Linked DNA regions of Mus musculus: all the other regions are linked to region 1. The links are chromatin loops, found by intact Hi-C in ENCODE. Cell type or tissue: left cerebral cortex. All regions are shown on one strand.

The links. Peaks named below come from ENCODE experiments on the same cell type or tissue, not always from the same donor. Only the 100,000 strongest peaks of a DNase experiment are listed, where the experiment ranks them.
Region 2: a loop joins it to region 1, with 3 times the contacts of the local background. A loop is called at or near these places in 4 of 42 quality-filtered maps.
Region 3: a loop joins it to region 1, with 3.0 times the contacts of the local background. A loop is called at or near these places in 9 of 42 quality-filtered maps.

The regions. Positions count from the first base shown.
Region 1 is chr6:119,440,881-119,448,880 of GRCm38, reverse strand. Wnt5b (wingless-type MMTV integration site family, member 5B) reads left to right here. Exons shown (of 5, transcript NM_009525.3): 2 at 609-745; 3 at 2,299-2,546. The coding sequence starts at 666. Among named protein-coding and RNA genes, the nearest start is that of Gm40397, 22 kb to the left of the region's middle. In left cerebral cortex, CTCF peaks have their summits at 4,551 (motif pointing right) and 5,943 (motif pointing left); DNase peaks (open chromatin) are centred at 4,578 and 5,080; H3K4me3 peaks cover 130 bases.
Region 2 is chr6:118,623,437-118,631,436 of GRCm38, reverse strand. Cacna1c (calcium channel, voltage-dependent, L type, alpha 1C subunit) reads left to right here. Exons shown (of 47, transcript NM_001159534.2): 31 at 1,006-1,038; 32 at 3,867-3,995; 33 at 5,883-5,948; 34 at 6,979-7,070. Among named protein-coding and RNA genes, the nearest start is that of Gm38887, 31 kb to the right of the region's middle. In left cerebral cortex, a CTCF peak has its summit at 4,988 (motif pointing left); a DNase peak (open chromatin) is centred at 5,090.
Region 3 is chr6:119,124,982-119,132,981 of GRCm38, reverse strand. It overlaps a transcript of Cacna1c not described here. Among named protein-coding and RNA genes, the nearest start is that of Cacna1c, 20 kb to the right of the region's middle. In left cerebral cortex, a CTCF peak has its summit at 3,144 (motif pointing left); DNase peaks (open chromatin) are centred at 695, 1,715 and 3,146.

The DNA of each region.
Region 1 (8,000 bases):
TCCCGCGTGCCCTCGGAAGTGAAAGGCCTTGATGTTCTCCCCGCTATCACTCCTTAAGAGTAAACAAGGATCTGTGTTCCGAACTTCAGAGCTGGGAGATGCAGCCTCCTGTTAGTGGGTAGTCCTAGCCAATCCCGGAGGTGCTTAATCCTTAACCCTTACAAAGAAGAAGATAGAGAATTAAATCTCTGGACTGGAGTGGGTGTTTTTGTTTGTTTTTGTTTTTAAAAAGTGGGAGCGTGGTCCTTTTGTCTCCGTCCTCCTGAGCGCTGCTCTAGAAGGGCAGGTGTGCTTCCTGCTGCACTGGGCACAATCTGGAAATGGTCTGTCTTCTTCGGCTTTTCTGGCTTCACAGCTCACTGTTACCATAGGAACTGGGTCCTGAGTAGGAGTCCCACAGAGGTCAAGGGCTCAAGGCCCTGTGGTGAGCCAACCCGGGAAAGTGCTGAATTCCTCTGGGGGGGACCGAATTTGCTTTCAGGTGTCCGCCTTGCCACTCACCCACACAGCTCATCCTTTGAGCTTTTCTGCACTGTACCCCATTTCCCCTGGGCTCCCCAAGTCTGTGGCATTTCCATGCTGACTCTCCTTTGCTCCCCTCTCTCTAGGGAGCTCCGCTTTGGAAGATGTTGGTCCCAGGGCATTGGGATGGGTTGAGGCCGGCCATGCCCAGCCTGCTGCTGGTGGTCGTGGCAGCTCTGCTCTCCAGCTGGGCACAGCTGCTGACTGACGCCAACTCCTGGTGGTGAGTGAGAGGGCTGAGGTCTAGCCTGGACCCAACTCCTGGTGGTGAGTGGGAGGGCTGAGGTCTAGCCTGGACCCAAATCCTGGTGGTGAGTGAGAGGGCTGAGGTCTAGCCTGGACCCAACTCCTGGTGGTGAGTGGGAGGGCTGAGGTCTAGCCTGGACCCAACTCCTGGTGGTGAGTGAGAGGGCTGAGGTCTAGCCTGGACCCAACTCCTGGCGGTGAATGAGAGGGCTGAGGTCTAGCCTGGACCATAATCAAGCTCTGAAGCAGGGCCTCATGGGAGTGATCACACCTTTATCTGGGGAATACCGTGGGACCTCTTCCATTCCAGGAATGGTTCATTTTCTCCCTCAAGCTCCTGGAGGTGAGGGTTTCATGAAAAGAAGATAGGCTTTGTCCATGTGGTTCCTTAGATCTTGTATAAAACCCTTCCTGAGGGTCCCTCCACCCTGTGAAGTATTACAAATAACTTTTGTCATTATTTATCCAACAAAAAATATTGATATCACTAATGAGACCCTTAAGTTCATGCTTAGGAAAACACACACTCTCTCTCTCTCTCTCTCTCTCTCTCTCTCTCTCTCTCTCTCTCTCTTGAGTGTGCGTGTGCATGCATTATTAAGACTGAGGCAGACAGACCACTTGAACCCAGAAGTCCAAGGTTCAAGGTAGAACACAGACCCACACACAAAAGAGGTAGATGTGTGTGTGTCTCTGTGTGTGTATGTGTTGCTGGTAGAGGCAGATGGGATAATAGTCCTATTTGATCAGTCTGAAGGCCAAAGAGGGCTCTGTAGAAAGAACCAAGTGCCCTCTTTGTGTTTTCAAGGCCACTGTGTTGGCTAAGCAGACGTGGAAGTGGCCCAGTCTGTGTCCGACTTGTGCTTGTATTCAGATGGCAAATCTGCAGTCCTTCATCTAATTTAGCCCTTCATTTGCAGTATGTGCCAGAAGGTGAGCAAAAGTAGCCCCCGGGCCGATGGGCAGACCTGGGATATACAGAGAGATGGGGAGAAGAACAATTTAGGGTGCATGGTTGTGTGTGTGTGTGTGGTAGAATCTATCTTAAGGCATTAGGAGATCTGCATTAAAGGAATAGAGTACCTTCCCTCATGCGCCCTGTACTTGGCTACACTCAGTATTCCCCCTCCTTCAGCAGTGTCTGTACCCCCTACTGATGATGGGAGTCCCTCTCGCTGCCCTGCCCAGCCTCCTCTGCCCACCTTCACCTTTTAAGACAGTTCAGATTTTTGTTGTGTTGTGTTTTGTTGCTTTTTTGAGACAGGGTCTCACTGGCTGTCCTGAAACTCACTCTGTAGATCAGGCTAGCCTCAAACTCACAGAGATCTGCCTGCCTCTGCATCCCATGTGCTGGAAACAAAGGCGTGCAAAACCACACTCTGCTCTGGGCTCAAGTTCTCTTCCAAATCCTTAGTCCAGAGCCTTGTTTATGGAGAACGTCGCAGAGGGGGTGGAGGAGTCGGTAATACTGTGCGCACCCATGAGTGCATTCACAGCCGTGCCCTCTCTCTTTCTGGATTGATGTTGTAGGTCACTAGCTCTGAACCCAGTGCAGAGACCGGAGATGTTCATCATTGGCGCTCAGCCCGTGTGCAGCCAACTTCCTGGGCTTTCCCCAGGCCAGAGAAAGCTGTGTCAGTTGTATCAGGAGCACATGTCCTACATCGGGGAGGGAGCCAAGACGGGCATCAGAGAGTGCCAACACCAGTTTCGACAGAGGCGCTGGAACTGCAGCACCGTGGACAACACATCTGTCTTTGGCAGAGTTATGCAGATAGGTAAGAGGCCTCTGGACCTGTGTCTTCCTGCCTGGTGCATCGATAGATAGCCTGATAGCATGAACGAAAGCCCACACTGCATTCTTCCTAGGCTTGGAAGCATCCTGTTAGACAGGAGAGGGAGCCCCAGGAGGCTCTGCGTTTCCCTACCTCAAATCCTGGGGCTGTCTGTGACTCACTCTGAGAAGGAATGGAAAGGCTGAGTAAGGAGGAAGTTGGTTAGAAACCTGCCTGCCATGGCTGCCTTTGTCTCTCAGTGCTAGAAGGGCCCCTTTAAAAAAGTCAGAGGTGGAGGTGGAGGGAGAATATCCCAAATTGTATATTTAACATCTTTTTTACTTGAGCCCTTGAGCAAAAGGTGAAAGCTTGAGGCCAGGTTGGTAATAGCTGCCATTAACCAGGCCCAGCTCCAGGCCAGGCTTTCTGCCTTGAAAAGGGATGTGAGTACTAGTGCTAGAGGAGGAAGGTGAGAGGTAAGAGGACCACTGTGGGGGAGGGGTCCCTCCTCCTCCCTGTCCCAGCTGGTGAGATCATGGCTGTCCTATTGCCCAGATGGAGGTGTGAGTTGAGTCTAATTGTCTTAGGTCCTTTTGAAATGCAATTCTCCCCTCCCTGGCAAGAAATTGAGAAACCAGGCTGGGTTCTTATCTCCAGGACCATAAAAGGAAGGTGTTGGTAGTCTTGTCTCCCAAATTGTCCCTGGGCAGTGCCCCACTACTCTGCATTCTGGAGGTAGCTTCAGATAGGGCCTTCCCAAAGTAGGATTCCAGAAAGGTTGTTTAGGGTAGGGGATGGGTAGAGATTTTGACGTATTCTATTAGGACCCTGACACACAGATCTTTCCCTAGGCTCAAACTGAAAAATGAAAACAAGGGGTGTCTGCTTTGAACCCTGCCATTGCCTTTGGGATCAGCCCTGGCTATGAAGAAGGCATGAGCCAGTGTTCCGGGATGCCCTGAGGGGCAGTTTCCCCAGAAAAGCTGACTTGGGGTTTGGTGGATTTACTTAGCAATTCTTCAGGGATTCTCTTCACACACATCCCTCTCCTTGGCACAGTACCTATCCTGCTTAAGCAGTTTTGAGTAAGACCATGAGACTGGTCCAGGTGGGGCATAGCATCCTTCTTGGCCTGTTTCCCGTTATTCAAGGAATGAATGCTGGACAGACAGGCTAGCAAGATGACTCTGTCTGAAAACTTGCTTGCCCTGCCAGCGTGAGGACCCAATTTGATCTCCAGCACCCACACAAAAGGCACGAAGACCTAAATTCAGTCCCCAGCACTCACATAGAGAGACGGTGCGGTGATGCATGCTTGTAATCCCAACATTGGAGACGCAGAGACAGGTTGGCAGCCCACCCAGCTAAATCTGCGAGCCCCAGGTCCTTGTCTCAGAAAATAAGGAGGGCAGCTTCTGAGGAACAGCACACAGTGGGGTGAGGCAGTGTGGTGGGGAGCTGTACTGGGTGAATTCAAGATTGCCAACACCTTCTTTTTATTGTCTCGGAATAAGACCCAGTAGAATAGGGACTGGTTTGTCAAGGACTTCTGACTTCCACTGAGGGAATGTACATGCATCCACATGCATTGCACACACCTGAACATGCACAGTGGGGGGTGGGTGGTAGATACTGCTGAGTCTGATTGCATAGTGGATGGCTTGTTCAGGGCAGGGCTATTGGTCCATCTGGTTTTCGCCACTCTTAGTTGTTGTTGTTGTGTTTGTTTCTCTTTGTTTATTGTTTTAAGACAGAGTCTCTCTACACAACCCTGCATGTCCTGGAGATTTCTCTGTAGACCAGGCTGGGCTTGAACTCACAGAGATCTGCCTACCTCAGCCTCTCTAGTACTGGGATTAAAGGCATGTATCACATGCCCTGACTCCCACTTCTTTTTCTATAGCTTCCCTGAAGCCTCTCTATGTCTGAGAAGCCATGTCCTGGGGTAGCTCCTGCTAGGATCCTGGTGTCAAAAGGGCTTCCTTCTTCTGAAAGCTGCAGCACAAGTCATCCACCAGCAGAGGGCAGCAGAGCAGCTCAGAAGAGCAGCCTGGCTTCCAAAGCCTCTGCCCAGTGCTATGGCTTGCTAGCTTCATATCTTTGAGATGGTTTGGTTTTTCCTTTCATGTGTGACTGTTTCACGTCCAGATACCCTCCAAACACCCAACGCACACACACACACACACACACACACACAGAGTTTATCTAACCTGCAGTGGGGAACTGGTCCTTGCAGGAGATTTCTATGCAAGAATCTCTTTACCCCCCCACCCCCCCCCCCCAAAAGAATCTCTTACCCAAGACCCACGTGCTGCCCTGTGCAGTTGGCGCTGCACCCTCAGAGTCTGGCCACGCCCCTCCAGCAGAGGCAGAGCTGGTCCAGTGTGCTGAAGGACACTTTCAGATCCCAAGTCACCGGAAGTCAGTGTGTGGCACCTGGTTTATTATATTTAGAGACGGGCACATGGTTTCAAAAGGTATTTGGGGAGGGCTGATTAACTCAGAAGCACATTTACTAAAGACGGGTGGAAGAAATAAGTCAGGCATATGCGAGTTGGGAACGGAACACGTAAAAGGCATGTTTCTTGTTTTCAAACACTGGAGAGCTGACAAATGGAAGGGGATTAGGCAGAGCTGCTCCAGCAGGCAGAAGTTAGTTACAAGGAGGCGTATTTTGGTTTCATGTGAGGAGGAACTTTCTAGTGATAGAATCGTGGGGGAAAGAGAGAGAATGAATGATGAATGAGCTGCCCTGAGAGGCCAGCGCTTTCCTGAGGAGCACTAGGAGCCGAATTGCGTGGAGAAGGGAAAGAGACCCAGTGCTGGGGGTCTGCGGCTCCACCCTGCTCCAGGTGGCATGTTGGGAGCTGAGAGCATTTCTGAAAGGCTTTATAGAAATGACTCACTTCTTTTGGTATAGCATTGGAAATGTAAATGAGCTAAATACCTAATAAAAAATGAAAAAAAAAAAAAAAAAAAGAAATGACTCCCTTAGAGTACGGCCCAGCCTGCTTCCTTAAGAGCATATAATGGGCTGCAGAGATGGCTCAGCGGTTAAGAGCAGTGACTGCTCTTCCAGGGGTCCTGAGTTCAAGTCCCAGCAACCACATGGTGGCTCGCAAACATCTGTAATGGGATTCAGTGCCCTCTTCTGGTGCGTCTGAAGACAGCTACAATGTACTCATAGTAAATAAATCAATAAATCAATAAATCAATAAATCTGAAGACAGCTACAATGTACTCATAATAAACAAACAAACAAACAAACAAATCTTTAAAAAGAAAAAAGGAAGAAAGAACACATAAAGCTCTTTCAGAGGACCCAATTTCAGTTCCCAGCTCCTACATTAGGCTGACCTTTAACTACCTATAACTCCAGCTCCAGGAGATCCAGCGCCCTCTTCTGGCCTCTGGAGGCACTGCACACACATGCATATTTCCCTAAAAAGACATAAATAAATATATAATTAAAAAAAAAAAGTCAGCCGGGCGTGGTGGTGCACGCCTTTAATCCCAGCACTAGGGAGGCAGAGGCAGGGGGATTTCTGAGTTCGAGGCCAGCCTGGTCTACAAAGTGAGCTCCAGGACAGCCAGGGCTATACAGAGAAACCCTGTCTCGAAAAAACAAAAAAACAAAACAAAAACAAAAACAAAAAACAATGAATGTGGGGATACTAAATAGTCCAAGAAGCTCTTTCAAAGCAAAATGACATTTTGTTTGTTTTGTTTTTTTTGTTTTTTCGAGACAGGGTTTCTCTGTATACTGTATAGCCCTGGCTGTCCTGGAGCTCACTTTGTAGACCAGGCTGGCCTCGAACTCAGAAATCCCCCTGCCTCTGCCTCCCTAGTGCTGGGATTAAAGGCGTGCGCCACCACGCCCGGCTCCCACATTCATTGTTACAGTCAGCACCAAGGCAAGGGTCAACCGTAGCAGCTAGATCACAGTGGAGCCTCCGACTACTAGTTAGAGGTTTCGTGGGCTGCTCCTGTTAACAAAAGACCAGAGTGGATTTGCTGTTAGTTGTGAAAAGCAGTGTGGTCTGATTTCTGACATCACTGTGTGGTGCCATGGTAATCAAGAAGTAGAGCTCACTCCAGTCCTTTCCTTTAAGACTCAGTTTATTGTTTACTTGTGTGTGTGTGTGTGTGTGTGTGTGCCTATTTATGTGTGTCCAGAAGCTAGAGGGAGTCATTGGATCGATCCTCTGGGGCTGGAGTCACGGGAGGTCGTGAGTCACCAGACACGGGTGCTGGGAAACAAACTCTAGCCTTCCCCAAGAGCAGCAAATACACTTAACTGTGGAGCCTCCCCCCCTACCCCACCCCCAGCCTTCAGACCTTGTAATTCTGTCTGTCCATCCTCTGGGACAGCCTATGGTGTCTCCTTCCCATTGTAGAAGCATGGGACAGTCACAGACGGAAGACAGAAGATTCTACCTGGTACAATAACAAATGCAGGAGATGGCTGTGACCTGCCAACAACAACTGCTTCCTCAATATCTGATCCCACTCAAGTGTCTTTGTTATGTTAAAACAGCTTTAAGGGATACCATTCATTGTCGTATACAATTCACCACTTAAAAGCACACAGGTCAGTGGTCTTCAGGGTATTTGCTGGATGTACAACTGCGATCACTAATTCCAGGGCATTTGTATTGACCCTTAGCTGTCACTGTCCAACCCCTGGCTCCAGCCCTAGGCTACAGCTAATGTCTCTGTGGATTTTTCCCATTCTGGACATTCTCTATAATGGGATCAAGCAATACATGGCCTCTTCACTTGATGTAGGTATTTAAAGGTTTATCCACAGCATGGAATATATTAGTACTTCATCCCTGTTCTGTTAGTATTTCATGTATTGTGTTTAGCCATCCCCTGATGGATAATTGAGTTCTGTCTGTCTGTCTGTCTGTCCCTCTATCTCCCTCTCTCTTTGGCTATTACGAATCATGCTGCCATGAGCATCCACTGGGGACCATTTAGACACATATCTTTGTTTCCGTTGGGGGTATTTGTAGGAGTGGAATTTCTGGGTCACCTGGGAACTCTGTTAATTTCCAGAGCATCTGCAGCCAATAACATTCCCATATGCAGTGCAGCAGGGCATGCACCATGAGAGGCTTTAAGTAGATTTCTGTAGCAATAAAAAGGAGCAAAGTTGGGACTCCGTATACAAGATGACCAGTAGCTGGCACTTCAGGTGTGGCTCCCTGATGCTCATGAATTGGGAGGCAGTAATGAAGCCCAAGGAAGAGGGAGGACTATTCTAGACAATGTTGTATAGTTCACTTTCTATTCCTGGCCTCTGCCAAGGCCCTACTAGACATTGGCAGCCAATGAAAAGGACAGACACACAGATGTGTAGCTTATGGGCAGGAGAAAAATGATATCTGAAGGGGAAGCTGCTGTTGCTTGGGTGCAGAGTTGTTCTATTAATCTCATAATTTCTTCAGTCTC
Region 2 (8,000 bases), 820 kb after region 1:
ATTTTCAGACTACAAGGAAGTATCTAACTATGAACCAGTTCTTTCCTTCAAAAATCCCATTATGTGTTTCCTTGTGTGTATCTTAAAAACAAACTCAGGGGTAACATCTGAAAGTGGAAGGCATGGGCTTAGGCTACAGCACCAGTGGGTGAGATCAGTCAGGGGTGATTGCTGTATGCCAGAGCCCAGTGCTGGGGTATCTCCACAGGAAGATTACCAGGGAAACTGCGACAGGAGGGGCCTTGAGGTGCTCCTGTGAACTAGTGCCACCAAGCAAGCCCAGACATCTAGCCCAGGAAAACAACTTCTTTGGGCACTATTGGCATTATCCTATATTGTGTACAAGGCCTTGGAGACTAAAAAGCAGTTCAGCATCCTTCCATGCCAGTGGCCAAGGGTCTCCATCTCTGAATTGAGGTCTAGGCAAGGCCATGTCCAGCCTGAGCCTAATCTTTTGAAAAAAGTTCCTTTTGGAGAGGATGGAGGACTGCCTCCTTAGATCTTCTCTTAGACACAGTTGGAATTCAGCCTTCTCTAACCTGAGGAGCTGTCGCTGTAAAGCTCACTTGCTTAGCTGTGTGTGGACAACGGTGGGCACACATAGGTCAGGGTGTGTCCTCCAGCCAGGACTTCATAGAGCGGGCTGAAACAGACTACCTGAGAACAAAAAGTAAATAAATAAAACTTGAGCTCCTGCCACAAATCTGGAAGGCCTCACTTCCTCCTCTGTATTGGGGCTGAGTTGTTTCACGCACAACCAGAGGTGGTCACTGAATAGAGCAGGAGAATCTTGTGGGTCCTTGTTGGCCATGTGGCCCAGTGACACCCAGCCCATGTTCTCACTGGAGTTCCTCCCCTGCCAGGCCCATGCTTGTATATTTCTTTCACCTGTTTCCTTATGCCCTGTCCTACCACTGTGTTGTTCCTCTGTTAGCCAAGACCTAGAATACCAGGCTCTTCGTTGGAGACTCATTACAGCTTATCTCTGTCTGCCTTTCTTTAAAGCCAGCTGAACATACCCAATGCTCTCCCTCTATGGTAAGAACAACCCTCCAGACCACATTTCCAGCTTCTGTGGCTCCCCCTCTAGCCACCCACGTCTTATCCACCCTGATTTCCAGAGCCCTGGGAACCCAGCCCAGCTCCCATTGCATGTGGCCACCATGTCCGTTGTGTGCCTTAACTGCCTGTGCTCACGTGAGCTGTGCAAGGGTGTGTGTACAGTGGTGTTCCTCTACTTTCCCAAGCTTCCTCTGGGTGGTGAGTCACCGTGACCCACTGGGAGAGAACTGGACCCATGCTATTTCCTGTTAAACATCCCAAGGATGGTGTGTTTCATCTAATGTAGGAATTTGTGAGGGGTGCTTTTGAGAACTGTGACTAGGGCTCCAGGGAGAAGACAGAAGCAGGGGTGGGGTCCAGCTAGAAGGAAAGGTAGTTCTGATTAGTTCTATGATGACTAGCTTACCCCAAGCTTTGTGTGGAAGGCTGTGAAAGACACACACTGGGATTTGCTGTGACATAAGGGTTGGCCCTCTAGAGTCTCTACTGTCACCCTGAGCCTTAGTCTTATATCTTTCTAAGTTCCTTGAGTTCATTACATGTGCACTAGAGTCATTTTCTATAACATATGGGAAGCAGGAAAACAAACCAGCCAAACCAGCCCTGATTGGGAAATATCCATTTCTTTTGGCTGAGTGGTGGCCGTGCCTCACCACACGACCTTGAAGTCTCCTTGGAATAGCTTCCCCTAAGAGGTCCATCACAGCTTTCAAACAAGGCTGATGATTCCCCAAGCCCCTGACAGCTAAATTGAGAGATGTAGTGGTGGTCTCCATAGCGGCCCACCCCGGCCAAAAAGCTGCCTAGGAAATTTTGGGGGTTTGGTTTCTTAACTCATCAGGCCTAGGTGTTCCAGTGGCACCAGCTTTACAAAGGGTTTGCACCCACAGATGAAAGCCCCACTTAAGCTTGTTTTTTGTTTTCTGGTGGGTGGGTTTGAGTGGGTTTTTTATTTCCTTTCTTAAACATGGCAGAACTGACAGATAGTAAAAGCTCTGAGCTTCCTGTATGCTGCTCTGAGGAGCAAGTTTCCTTCTAAGGACAGAAAATAGAACTTAGAGGAGCCAAATGGATGCAGTGGTTATAGGAGCCAAAGACTTCGTGCGGAGGACCAGCACATTGCTGACAGCTGTGAGTCTGTCCACTGCCTGGCAGCGCTAAGAGTCTTAATGGCAATTGGGGTGATTCCAGTTTTAAAATATAAGAAATGTTCTGACCCTTGTCTGAAAACCAGGACCCTATGGCTTGGTTTCTTCAGAGCCCATCCAGTATGAAGTGTGGGGCTGATTTGGAATATCTGTCCCAAAGTATCCTGCCTCCTCTGGGGATGGGGATAATTAACATGGAGGTTGGATATGTCGCCATTCCAACCTGTTACCCCTTGCATGTTCCTAAAGTTCATTACTTATACCCCTCCAGATAGACCTCAGGGATGGACCAGAAGGCCATAGAAGAACTGAAAGGGCTTGTGGAGCCTCAGGTTTTAGCACTAAGGAATAGTCCAGGGTACGGAGAGGCACAGTGCTATGAGGGAGGCCTGATCTAGAAACACTGTCAAGCATAGCAAGAGGACAAGCTAAAGAGACAGGACAGGACGGGAGAGCAACAGTCTTAAGACCCCCTCCTTCAAGGGGTGCCTGGGATGGGAGCCATAACAGGAATTCCTAGGGTCCTTTCTCTCCTGGTGCTGCTCCCAGCAGGGCTGGGTAGGCTGCACTAGCTTCAGAGAAGGCATAAGGGCTCTGACCAGCTCGCAGGGCTTTGGAACACAGTCGGTTGCTCACGTGAGAGGGGGTCGGGGGAGGACAAGGGTATAAGTTCTTGTTCTCAGGCATGGGAGCAATGGCACTGTGCCTCCAGAGATCTGGCCAGGCCTGTGTCTGTACCCGCAAGCTCCTTCAGACTAAGACACCAGTCATGAACCTTTGGCCCTAGACTCTAAGCAGCCCAGAAATTCTAACCCCTCCTCAGCTCCCCATGCCTCATTGCTGCCTCTATCTCTTTTTCTCTATCCATGATCACGCAGCAGATACCCTGTGTGGCACTCCACAGTAGTCACGTACCAGGCTCAGCCTTTCCCGGGACTCAGTGCAGATCCCTTTTCTGCCTTGTCCTGGGGGCATCCCCAGGTCTCCAGACTGTGGACCTCTAGGGAAGGTCACAGCCTCTGAGGCTACGAGAGGGCAGCCATTCCAGAGACTGTAATGAAGTCTGGGACTGTGGCCCTCCCCTTATAATACAGAAGCCACTACCACCATTTCCCAGCAGCCATTTGGGCCAGGTTCCTGGAAAATAGAAAGTGGAGACTGAGAGAAGTGAGACTTGAATGGCCAGAGTATGCTCAGAGGCAATGTCAGACAGCTGTGTGGGATGTCACCACCATCTAGCCTCCTGACAGAGCCAAGTTCCACCCGCAAGGCAGAACTGAGAAGATAAGAACTTCTGGGTTGCTTTCTCCCAACACAGGAGGGCAGGAGCCCCTGGGGCAGTAGCTCTCTGGGCTCAAATCCCAAAGCTTATAATATGTGAAGAACTTGGAGTTATGGGAAAGACAAGGATAGGAAAAACAAAGTCATGGACTCAGGGCTGTGACGTAGCATAGACCTTAAGGATGGGCTGCTGACCTAGGAAGAAAGGTGTTGGCCTTCCACCTCACAGAGAGTCTGGGCCTAAAGAAAGAGTCTAGTGCAGCTGGCCCTACCCTGGCCTGCCTCCTTTCAACCAATGGCTGTTTCTCAGAGGATCCCTTCCTGCCCCACCTTCTTGCTGTGTTAACTGCACCCCCTATTGCCAACGGGTTCTAGAGTGCAGAGGAGAACTCCCGCATCTCCATCACCTTCTTCCGCCTCTTCCGGGTCATGCGCCTGGTGAAGCTGCTGAGCCGCGGGGAAGGCATCCGAACCCTGCTGTGGACCTTCATCAAGTCCTTCCAGGTAACCATGCGCCCTTCCCCTCGTAAAGCTGGGAGTGAGACAACCTCTGCTGCCCCCAGGACTTAGAGCAGCCCAGCGTTCCAATGTCACTTTCCCTAAGGCTCCCCTACAGGGGCAGACCAGGAAAGAAACAGCTCCAGCCCAGTCTACAGGGCCCAGGGCTGGCTCTCCCTCTGTTCTAAATGGCTGTGTGAGTGTGTGATGATAGCACCTGGATTTCCTTGTTTGGAAGAGAGAGGGGATGAGAGTAAACCTGAGATTCTAAAATCCAGGGCTCAGCACATTCCACAGAACTTACCGGAAAAGGAGAATTGTAAGGCCAGTTCTGAGGAGTGCTTTGTAAGTGGAAAGCTCGTGAGAAGCCAAGCTGTCAGGATTCTTGGACTCTTGGGAAAGGATTGTAGAAATTACCCACTGTCCTTCTCGGATACCATGAAAGCCAACTTCTCCCCCACACATCCACTCTTAGACTGCCTCAGACCCTGAACCTAGGGCTTTGTGTCCCCTGCCCTGGACAGCACAAGCTTAGCTAGGACATGGAGCTTGCCCCCATCCAGATGGGCTCAAGGGTGTGATTGCGCCCAGAAGACTGTGGGTGAGTTGTGGTTCCTTGCCTGCCCTTCTTGCTGCCCCTTCCAAACTCTTAGCTCTGTGGGCAGTGCCATCCCCAGCACTCCGATGGATGACCTCGAGGTCCAGCCCAGCTGCACAAAGAGCCACTGTTCTTCTAGTCGTGGCCTACCCTGCTGGCCCTCAACCCCTAATGAGAGCCTGGGGCTCCCCCCTTCACAGGTCAAGGTGAAGGGAGTTTCTAAGGATTTGAATCCTTGGCCCTAATGGGATCAAGACAGTAGACTGGTCCTGATAGAGGCCCCGAGACACCCCAACATTTCTTTGTAATGGGAAGTGGCTGGGGTGACCTTGAAGAATGGGACTTGATCAGGGAACCCACCTTACCCTAAAAAATGTTGTTATCTCTCAGTGCCATCTAGTGGTATATGAGCAGCATAATTCCTAAGCTAGAAGGCCAGGTGCCCAGGAGCACCTCCTCTGAAGTGGCCATGGCTCTGTCTAAGGGGGACTAAAATATGTCGATCCAAATCATGTGTAGGCTGTTGGCGTTGTGTTTCACAAGCCTCAAACCATTTAAATGCCACACCCCCTGCTGAGTTAGCGTTACCATTTCTCATATTCAGATCAGGAAGCAGGTCCAGAGATGTTAAGTAATACATCCGAGCTCTAGAGCTAGAAAGTGGGGAAACAAGATGCATTTCTCCTCATTAGATGTTTTCATGGCAATAGCGCTGACTGCTCACTTCTGGGGAAGTAATTGGATAGAGATGGGATGTAAGCTGCCTCCTCTCCACTTTTCCCTGGTGTCTCCGGTCATTCTGTTGTGTAACTTCCATCACCCTCCTCCCTTCTTTGTGCAAATATCTAACTGTAGTCTGAGGAGGGCTGCTCCTTGGTTGTTCTCAATAAACAGTACGGGGCTGCCTCCATTACTCTGAAGCCTGCTTTTAAAACCAAAAAAGAAACCCTGTGGACTAGGACCAGAGTTCAGTGGTAGAGGCCCTCAGCTCCATCCCCAAAAGATGGGTGGATAGATGAATGGATGATAGATACATATGTGTGTACATACACATACATATACATACATACACACACACATACATACATACATACATACATACATACAAACAAGACAGACAGACTCCTGAATTGGAAAGCCAGAGCCCACCTCTCAGGTTCTCTCCTTGATGCTCAGTCCTCCTTAGTCAAAAAAGGCAGCAGACTGCCATGGACCAGGGAAGTGCAATGCTTTCTGGGAAATGATCCTGCTGGCTGTACTGCTAGGTCTCATAGCCTCTCTTTGCTTCCTTCTAGGCTCTGCCCTATGTGGCTCTTTTGATTGTGATGCTGTTCTTTATCTATGCAGTGATTGGGATGCAGGTATGAGAAACTCTGCTTCCTTGGTTCCCTCCCAGCCCCCAGAACCATAGCCTTCATCCTTTCCTCCCTCTCTCCTGACTTGTGTTCCTGCCTGTCACTCAACACTCAAAGCGCTGGAACTTCCCCCAGTAGGATGTGGTATAAGCCATGGGCAAGAGACAACACAGGGATTCCTCCCATCTTACAGAACCAGGCTTGGGTTCTGCAATGGGAGAACACTCATGAATTAAGCAGTGGGCTTCAGGAGAGAACAGCCTCGTCTGAGAGGCAGCAGGAAGCGGGCGTGTCCCACCAGCATCCCCTGCTTTGATGGATATGCATGATTTGAGGTGGGGAGAGAAGAGAAGGCACTGTCCATCAACCATGCAGTCCTCTTCAGGAGCCCCCTTCCCAGGGGCCCTCTGCCCTCTCTGTTCCCTCAGCCAGAGTTCCTCCAGCCTTCAAGACTCCCGCTGAGTCTTTCCAGGTTCTATAAGGCAGCACCTCCACAGCCATGCTTGTATCTTCCCTTGGCAGCTCCCTATATAAAACCTCTAAAAGTTCTGTGGGGTAGGAGGTGGGGTGCGTTTGTGCTTTAAAAGACAAAAGGGGTGACCTTGACATCACAGAGCAGGGAATAACACAGGCAGGCCTCTGATGTCAGCAATAAGGCAAGCTTGTCCAAGCTCTGGAACACCCATTCCGTATCACTGCAAAATCCAAAAATCACTGTGCATTTGAGTTCTCGGAAATGCAAAGGCTGAAAGGCAGTAGGCCCTGGTCCTACACTGAGTATCCTGATCTCAGCATTCACTTACCACCCCAACCCCAGCTTCCCCTGGGCTGAGGGACATTTCCTGAGTGACAGCTGAAGGCAGGTTTCCTCCTAAAGTTGTCCATGCTGGAGCCAGGGTCCAGGGATCATGGAATAGCAGGTGTCTGCTAGGTCACATCAGAAACTGATTGCCAGATAGTCCCAGAGTTACTATTAGACAGTGGCTGGAGCGGTGCGTGCTGTCCTTCTCGGGTCCCTCAATTCCTCTTTCTTCAGGTGTTTGGGAAGATTGCCCTGAATGACACCACAGAGATCAATCGGAACAACAACTTCCAGACGTTCCCCCAGGCTGTGTTACTGCTGTTCAGGTGGGTCTCAGATGACGTAGGTGCATGCACACATGCACACACACACATACACACACACACACATACAGGGCTACTGCTGTTCAGATGGGTCTTGATGACATAGGTGCACACAGGCACACTTACAGGATGGTAGCCCAAGGAGAGAGAACCAAGGGATCAGGAAAAGAACGGCCTCTTCTCCCCTCCTGGCCAGGAAGTCTCATTACCATTTACGCCAACTTTCCATGTGCAGCCACAAGGTACCACACACATCTGAGAATCCTCTGCCCTAGCCATTAGAGAGCCAAAGATAAACACCAAGAGCTCTGAGGCTTAGCGTCTTACCTGGCACGTAGGATGGACCTGAGTCTGTCTCTTATATAACCATCTTTCTCTCTTGGTTCACCATGATCTACTTATTTGCTTCCATCTTCTTGTCTCCTTCCTGTTTTGCATGGAGTCACACTGTAAGCTCCATCTAGTCCTAGGCTGGTAGGTGAAACAATGTCTCTTCTCTCCAAAAGAAGTGCTTGCCAGGTCCTTGAGGTCCTTTGCCAGAGCGTATGGGAAAAAAAAGGCTGCCAGGTGATGCCGCCTCCAACCATCTCCTACAGGACCTGGTCCCACGCCCAATCAAAATACAGTTATCAAAATGACAGTGTTCTAAATATCAACTTGGCATCACTGCCTCCCAGATCACATGGCCTTAGAACACAAAGCTATCTAGTGTGAGCTGACATTTCACAATGGCAAGCTTATGCCACACTTAAATGCAGGAGATGGTCACAAGATGTCAGACTGGCCACCGGGCTGGTCTCTCCCTCTTTTCTAAAGTTCCTAATGGCAGCAAGTGTCTTTTCAAAGAGCAAACCTCCAATGCTGCTGAGAATGGAAAAGAGAAGGGTGAGAGAGGTGAACCGGAAGTGTTGAGGAACTTCTAAATGGAAGAAG
Region 3 (8,000 bases), 320 kb after region 1:
ATGTAGTATACTCTGTATGCGTGTGTGTGTGTGTGTGTCTGGGGGGGGGATGTATGCAATGTGTGGGGTAAATCATACACATATAGGCTTGTGTAGTATGTGTGTGTTTTGCATCCAGTATTTGTGTGTGATGTGTGCATGTGTTATCTTTACGTGCATATGGAATGTGTGGCATGTAATGTGTATGTGTGTGGTATGCATGTTGTATTATGTGGTGGTATGTGTGTTCCATGTACATTAAGTGGAGTGAGTAGGTTGTATGAATACTTAACATGTAAGGTATATGGTGTGTGCATATGTGGCATGTGTGTGGTGTAGTATGCGTGTGTCCTCATGTGTATCTATGTGTGACTTGGAACGAATGATGTGACCATATGCTCCCACTTGAAACTCCTCAAGCTACCAAGCCAAGCAGGGCTGACCCAGGTGACCTTGGTAGGAACTGCCAGCTTGGATCACAAAACTATTCTGGGTGCAACCTGGGGAAAACTCTTCAATCCTAAACACCCTCCACCTCTGCTTACATTAGTTCCCTTTTAGATTTTACACACGTGCACACAACAGTATGGTATGTCAGCCTCAGTGCCAAAGACGCGCACTTGCCTGAGCAGTAATTTCCCTGCCACCCACTGCTTTCTGAGTGACCCAGGGAGTCTGGCATAGCCAGCCTGGAGGCTCATCTGCATGCTTTAAGATGAGCATGTTAAGAACGGCCTCTTTTGCTCTTAACAAAAAGATTTGAGGATGAAATTAGCATCTGCTTTTGCTTCCATCGCCTCTCACTGTCACTGGAGTTGGAGCGAGGACAGTTGATGTTTCAGAATGAATGACAGGTGTAAAAGCTGGCTGGAAGCAGCAATGTTGTCAGGAGACTGTGTTTGTGGGTGTCCAGACGTGAATTAAACCAATCCATTACACTTGTTTGGTGTTCACTGGGGCTGCAATATTTTTTATGCAGAACCCGAGACACAGTTCAGTAGTGTTTATTAGCGACCTTGTCGCGTCCTCTGAGTTATGGACGAATGGCTCAGAACACGGGGGCCCAGTGTAAATAGCTGTGCCACAGTTTCTCCCTGGTCCGTATCCCTGAGGTGATGCTGCCATCTCGGGCCTGGATTTTGAAGTAGACAATGTGAATGTGGCTTTTCATATCAGCAATATTTATAGAATTCAGTCGGATTGAACAATTTCTAAAGCCCCTGTGTTGGAAATACAAGTCAGGAAGGGAGTATCTCTCATTCTACAAAGTACACCCACAAGGGCTTAGATCTCTTTGGGGTGCATTTTGGTGAATAAGGAAGGTTTACCAGCCTGGTCAGCTGATTCTCTTTTCTTCCTATTTTTTTATTTTTTATTTTGTGTGTGTGTGTGCATGTGTTCATGAGTGTAATGTATGTACATACGTGTGTATTAAGATACATGTGTATATGAAGGTCAGAGGTTGGCATTAGGTTTCTTCCTGGATTGCTCTCCACTGTATTTTTGAGACAGGGCCCCCTGATGAACCTGGAAGATTACTGACTGGCTGGACTGGCTGCACAGCGATCTCAGGGGATGCTCCCATTTCTGCGTCCTGGTGCTAAACTTACAGACCCAAACCCAGCTTCTGTGTGGGTGTTTAGGGATCTAACTCAAGGTGCTCATGCCGCTGCTGCAGGCACGTTGCCAACAGAGCCATTTCCCCAGCCTCGTCAAGCTGGGTTGAAGCTTCAGGTGTGGGTGGTAGCGTTTCTGAAAACTCCACGGCCCTGGTCAGGAGTACTCGTCTGGTATGGTAATGTGCCCACACTCTCTTTTGAGGGAGTCTTGCTACCTGGTGTGGTTGGGTCCCCAGTCCTCCACTGAGAGGATCCTGAGGGATGTGTGAGCAGGGCCTCCCAAGCTCAGCCTGTTTCCAGCTGTATTCTTGTTGCATGGATGATGGTGCAGGGACAGGCTTCTCGATCTGCCTAAACCCACATATCCTGTAAGTGACAAAGTTAAGGTTCACATCAAAGGCTATGTATGTCCCTGCTGTGTCTCCCTGGTATCTGGCAGAGAAGGAACACTTCCTGTGTGTTATGCTTGAGAGCCAATGAAAACCACAGGAAAAACTTGAAAGGAGCCGACAATCGTGGGCTGCTGTCAACATCTAAAGGTGGAAAGGCCAGGCCTGGGGACAAGATGAGGACAGCAGAGAAAGCTGATATAGTATATTATAGTACACTGTATCGTATAGTACATATGCATACTGTAATGCTCCTCTATTTTTTCATTCCTTCAGGGTAAACCCCCAAACACATAAGCACAGTGGGGTCAGTATGGTTTGCTGGGCCAGCTTCTGATTAGTTGGGAAATAGCATTTCCTAGTTTTATTCAAGTCCATAGTCTTGCACTCACCCATTCATCTACCCACTTATCAACAAATATTTCCCAAGTGCTTCCCATGAGTCAGTTTCTGGACATGCAGTGTTTGACGACTGTCCCTGTCCTCAAAGAATCCACGGCTGCTGCTAGGACATAGCACGGTGGTAGAGTGCTTGTCCCGCATGAACCAGACCCTCGATTCCACCCTGAGTGTTGGGCCTGGGGAGGAAGCTTTGACGGTCAAAGCAGAGAGCCACGTAGTCAGGAGTTTTAAATTCCATGTATAAAAATTTGCAAGGTATAGAATGTGGACAACTTCATCCAACTTGATGGCAAAGGAGATTTAGGAACATGCAAAGGAGCATGGAGGGGTCTTCCTAGTGGCTGAAGCTAGAGATCATCATGCTAAGGGAAACAGGCCAGACTCAGACAAGTATCATGTTTGTCATACGCTAAAATACATATTTAAATGCACACATATACATATACATATGAACACATGCATACGACAGGAAAGTACAATGGACTCTGAGGAGGAATTTTGAGAACTGTGAGGGGTGAGGAAAGGGCCCAAGAGAGAGGGTAGGAAGGGGAAGAGGGATATTTTAGATTTAGAGAGGCCGTGAAAGTGAAGGGATGCTGATTCCAGTTGGAAGAACTGGAGGAGAGACAGAGGACTGAGGGCGAATATGGGCAGGGTACAGTGATGTATGTGAATGAAAATGTCATTATGGAACTCATAATCCTGTGTGCTACCTAGGAGAGGAAGCATGGTCCTCTTGGTGGGTGCTCCCCCTGCTGGTGGATGGAGACCTACTTACCCCAGGGGGCAGAGTTTTCCTCTGCCCAGTCTAGGATGCTAGTGGCTGTCCCTTGTTGCTCTAGTGTCCAGCTTTAAAGTCCCGAGAATGAGCTGTCTCTCTGAAATTTTCACTTGGCCGGAGATATTCTGAATTTAAAAAATAGACGGGGGAAGCTGTTTTTTTGACTCCTACTTCGTGCTAAGCTTTGCCATTGAACACTGAAGCAAGATATGGTGTGCCTATGTTTAGTAGAGTCCTTTAATCTGCCTACAATAGCTGCTGTCTGTTGTCACATGCTAGGGGGTTGGGAAGCAAAGTGTTACAAAAGGTCCCTGGCCGGTGAGAAATAGACATTTACATTCAATTCCTTTCCCTCTACCAGAAGGTCCAGCGCAGAGTCTCCCATTGCAGGTACCTTCCCATCTCAGCCAGAGAGGGCTCTGTGGCCTCCTCCTGCCTTCTCCCCAGAATGGACTCAGATGAGCCCTAGTGGGGACGCAACCAGATTTAACCTGGGATCCCCATAGCATATGCATCTACACCCAGGTGTGATTATAGAAGCCAGAACATGGCAGGTGAGCGAATTGGCTCCTTGTTTTCCTACCTCCCAAGGCAGGCCCGTACTTAAATCATCTCAGGCAGATGGTTAACTGTCCTATTTTAACAGGTCTCCAGGGAGGAAGGTTTCAAAATTCCCTATGGCTGTCTGTTCTAGTATTTAATCATCTTTATTGCCAGCGAGTTCTCCATCCCCATTCTAAATCTCCTTGGCTGTGATTTAAGCCTTTTTTCCCTCTTGGGGTGGGGAACGCTATGGCTTTAGGGGAGGAGGCAGACTCTGTTTTTAATTTGGCTGTCTCAGGAGTCATTTATTTGAACATCCGTTGGAGTTTGTTTTCTTTGTTGGTAAACAGGATGGAGTTAGGATGGTTCTCAAGGGCTCTTCTAGCTCCCAAAGCTCCAAGTTCTCAATTTAAAGTGCTGCCCTGTGGTTGTCTGCAGCCAACCACGCTGTGGCAGGAACAGTGCTGGGCTATGTAGAAAGCTCGTGCAATGACGCGCAGTCCTGGTTCGCAACGCCTCTCACCTGTGGAGACAATGGAGCTGCATGGGAGAGCTGACAGCGAGGGACAGGGCGCTCTACTCCAGGCCTTTCAGAAGTCCCATTGCAGTTAGCTGGTTGGTAGGATAAGAATGGCATGTTTTAAAGGTGCTGCCCTGCCTCCAGCTCTATAGGACATATGAATAGCTAGTTAGGTTTTGCTCCTCTCTTCCTCTGGACCTTTGAAGAACAAATACTGGAGGAGAGTGATGCCACCAATCATTATCAGGCAATCCTTTGTTGTCCCGTCTGCTCCAAGGAAGAGATGTCCCTAGAAGCATTATGTGGCCTACAGACAGCAGGGATTAGTACAGCATGACCCCAGGTGTTGTTGGGTGGCAGTCATGCTAGGGAAAGGCTCTCACAGGAAGCAAGAGGGTGCTCAAGGCAGTTAACCCCTTTCCTGCTAGTTCTAAAAAATTCTGGTATGTGTGTCCTGAGGGCTTGCAGCACACAGCATTTGTAGCTTTGTTTATGGGCAGGGCACTTGTTTATCCTGGGCAAAGTTCTATCAGCTGAAGGGCCAAGAGCCCTGGGCCGTGCTGTAGGCAGGAGCAGATACAGGTCTGCCAATGACCCATCCTATCATGAGATGTGGTTATCTGTCAGTTGTGGTATAGTCTTACCTCCTCAAGCTCCTTAAAGGGAGAGAGGAGAAAGACCTTCTTGTTGAGTAGGCTGGCGAGGAATGTTAATCTCTTGCACACGGCAACATAGGGCAGTAGAATTCTAGTGCCCGAGCCTGCTGTCACTGACAGAAATTCGCGTGGTATTTCAGAGTTAGCTGGAGGTTAGAGTACCTCTGACCCAACCCAGTCTTGAAATTGTTCAAAAGCATGGCATTGGGTTACAGCAAGATGGCCTAGGTCCTCTGGACGTGTAATGGGGGAGAACATTGATTCCAGTGCAGACGTGGCTCTCCTGAGACGGGGGCGGGATTCTCGGCTTTGCGTAGGGATGGAACTGCTTCTGACCAGGATGCCAGCAGAGACGGATCTCTTTAGCGCCTGATTATGCTCCACTAGATCCATAGCACAGAGCTGGGAGATGCTATTGTTGAAGTCTGTGTTGTTTCTAAACATGTAGTTTTTCTTGTCTCCAGGACTAAGTGTCTGGCAGAACGGTTTTTTTTTATTTATTTTTGCTTTACTGAAAATATTTTTTTCATATAAAACATTGTAATTATGACTTTCCTTCCCTGAACTCTTCCCAGTTTCTCCCCATCTCCCCTCCCATCAAGATCTACATTCTTTTTCTGACAGAAAAATTCATAATTTCAGAGGATTCAGAACAGATAGGCTTGGTTCCTCGTGGTGCATCACCAATAGCAGCAGGTCTGTGTGGTGGAGGCTACTGTTCACTTTAAAATTGCATTTTAAAAGTGTGTGTGTGTGTGGGGGGGGTTGTAAGTCAGAGAGTAATCTAGATGACTTAGTTCCCTTCTTCTACCATGTGAGTCCTAAGGACAGAGTTCATGACCTCAGGCTTGGTAGCAAGTACCTTTACCTACTGAGCCACAGCGCTAGCCCTGTTATTCTCTTCTTGAGAGATGGGAAACAAAGAGAAGGATAGCAGAAGGGCACAGGAAGATCCATGATCCCCAAGGAAAGGCCTCTGGTAACGCCCTTCCTCCACCTTGTCCCTTTACCTACCTCCTTGTAATGGTGGCTTTCGAGAAGCAATGCATTGGCTAGGCAATTCAGAGTTCTTATGATCTACTAGTCCCTAGAAACTCAACATGGACACACCTAGAGGTATGCTTCCCTCATTCCCAGACATTTCTTTTTAAATATTATTTTTCTTTATTCTTGAATACTTCATGTATGTATGCAATAAGACATAAGCATATCCACCTACCATTGTTTTCACTTTCAACATTGTCCTCCCCCAAGCTGTCATATTTTTACTATAACCCACTAAGTCTAATTAGTGCTGCGTATATGTGTATGGATATTGGCATCTACTGGAGCATGAAAAACTTACCAGTGATGTACATTAAAATAGAAAACTATAGGAATGATTCTCCCTCCTCCGGCAAGTATCAATTGCCAATAACTCTTCAACAAGGGGTGAGGCCTAGAGAGCACCTCCTCCATCTATGCCGGAATTTTTGCTGTCTCGATCTGGTGTAGGTCGAATGATGGCAATCCCAGCTCGTGTGGATTCCTGAGTGCAGTAGCCCTGTCAACACTAGAAGTTTACACTTCACAGCATTCTTTCCACCACCTGGATCTTTCTTTCTGTCTCCTCTCCCAGCGTATTCTTTATACCATGATGATGGTGGGGAAGAGGGGTTGAGAAAGGTGTCTCACTTAAGACTGAGCACTCCATCTTGGCTCTTGGATCAGCTACACATCTCAGCATTGACTGTTGACTTCAGGACCAAGGCTATGCTGCTTACATCCTCATTTGTAGGGTCTGTCCCCTGTGGTACAGTTGATGCACTAAGGGCCACACCATTAAAGAAAACTGATTCTCCCTCCCTAGAAGCTATCAACCACCAATAGCTCCTCAGATAGAAGTGTGAGGGTGTCATGAGCCTATTCCCTCTCTGTGATGGAGTTTTTACTGGCTTGATCTTGTATGGGTCTTGTGCAGGCAACCACAGCTGCTACGAGCCCATCAGTCTTGTCGTATCCTGAAGACACCATTTTACTCTGGTTCTTGCCAGCCTCTGGCTCTTATAATCTTTCTATCACCGTCTCCTGTAATGGTCCCTGAACTTTGGGGGTGTTGTGATATAGACGTCCAACTTATAGCAGATCATTTCACAGACACTTATTCTCTGCATTGAGTGTCTGCTATGCATTGCAAAGAGATACTTCTTTCATGAGGTCCACGACCTGCCTTCATGTATGAGTATAGAGATATAAATTTAGAGGGCAGTTTGATACAAGGTCTGTTTAGCAAAATGATAGCAGTTGGTCCTTCCATGGAGCCTATGAGCTCCCCAAACAATGGGTTCTTGGCCAGATTTACAGTCCTAGGTATGCATTTCCTTCTGTGGTAGGTGGGCCTTAAGTCCAATCAGAAAGCAGTTGGTTACTACCTACTTAACATTCATGCTACTACTGCACCTATGGCATATTGCGTTACACCTGGTAGGTCAAATTGTTCATGACTGCCTTTCCCCCTACCCCCCCCCCAACAGTTAGTACAATGAAAGTTAACTATTTTAGATTAAGATTTCTGGTCATTACCAACTTGATTTCTCCATGTTCTGTGATAAAGTGTGTGGTATCATCAGTAATTGAATCTTACAATTGAGTTCTTTTGGGCAACAAAAAGCAATAGCAATATCCCGTATTGCCTTTGGAGCCTCCAGGACATTCCTTACTAACATTTGAGTAGGGTGTATCTATCCCACACCTAGCACTGAGTTTTTTATTCGTTAACCTCTGGGTTTTAAGAGGAACATTATCCTCTGTGTAGCGTATCCCCATATAAACTAGTAAGTTCCATATAGACTTTGCAAATATCTTTAGTGTTAACAACCCTTTCTCCTAGCTCTTCCTCCAACCCCTTTCCACTCAACCCTCCCTCATCCTTGAGGGGACCATTACTATTCAGAGTTATTACTGAAAGATGAATATTGATTCCTGTCATTTTATTGATTTTGTGGCATTAGTTATCCCAGTATTGTTTATTTATCTCTGTGACAGCTTTGTTCTAATTATCCTCGTCTCCTGATGAAACTATGCTTCTACTACCTTCCATGGATCTGGCTTACTGGCCATGAATTCTCTTAG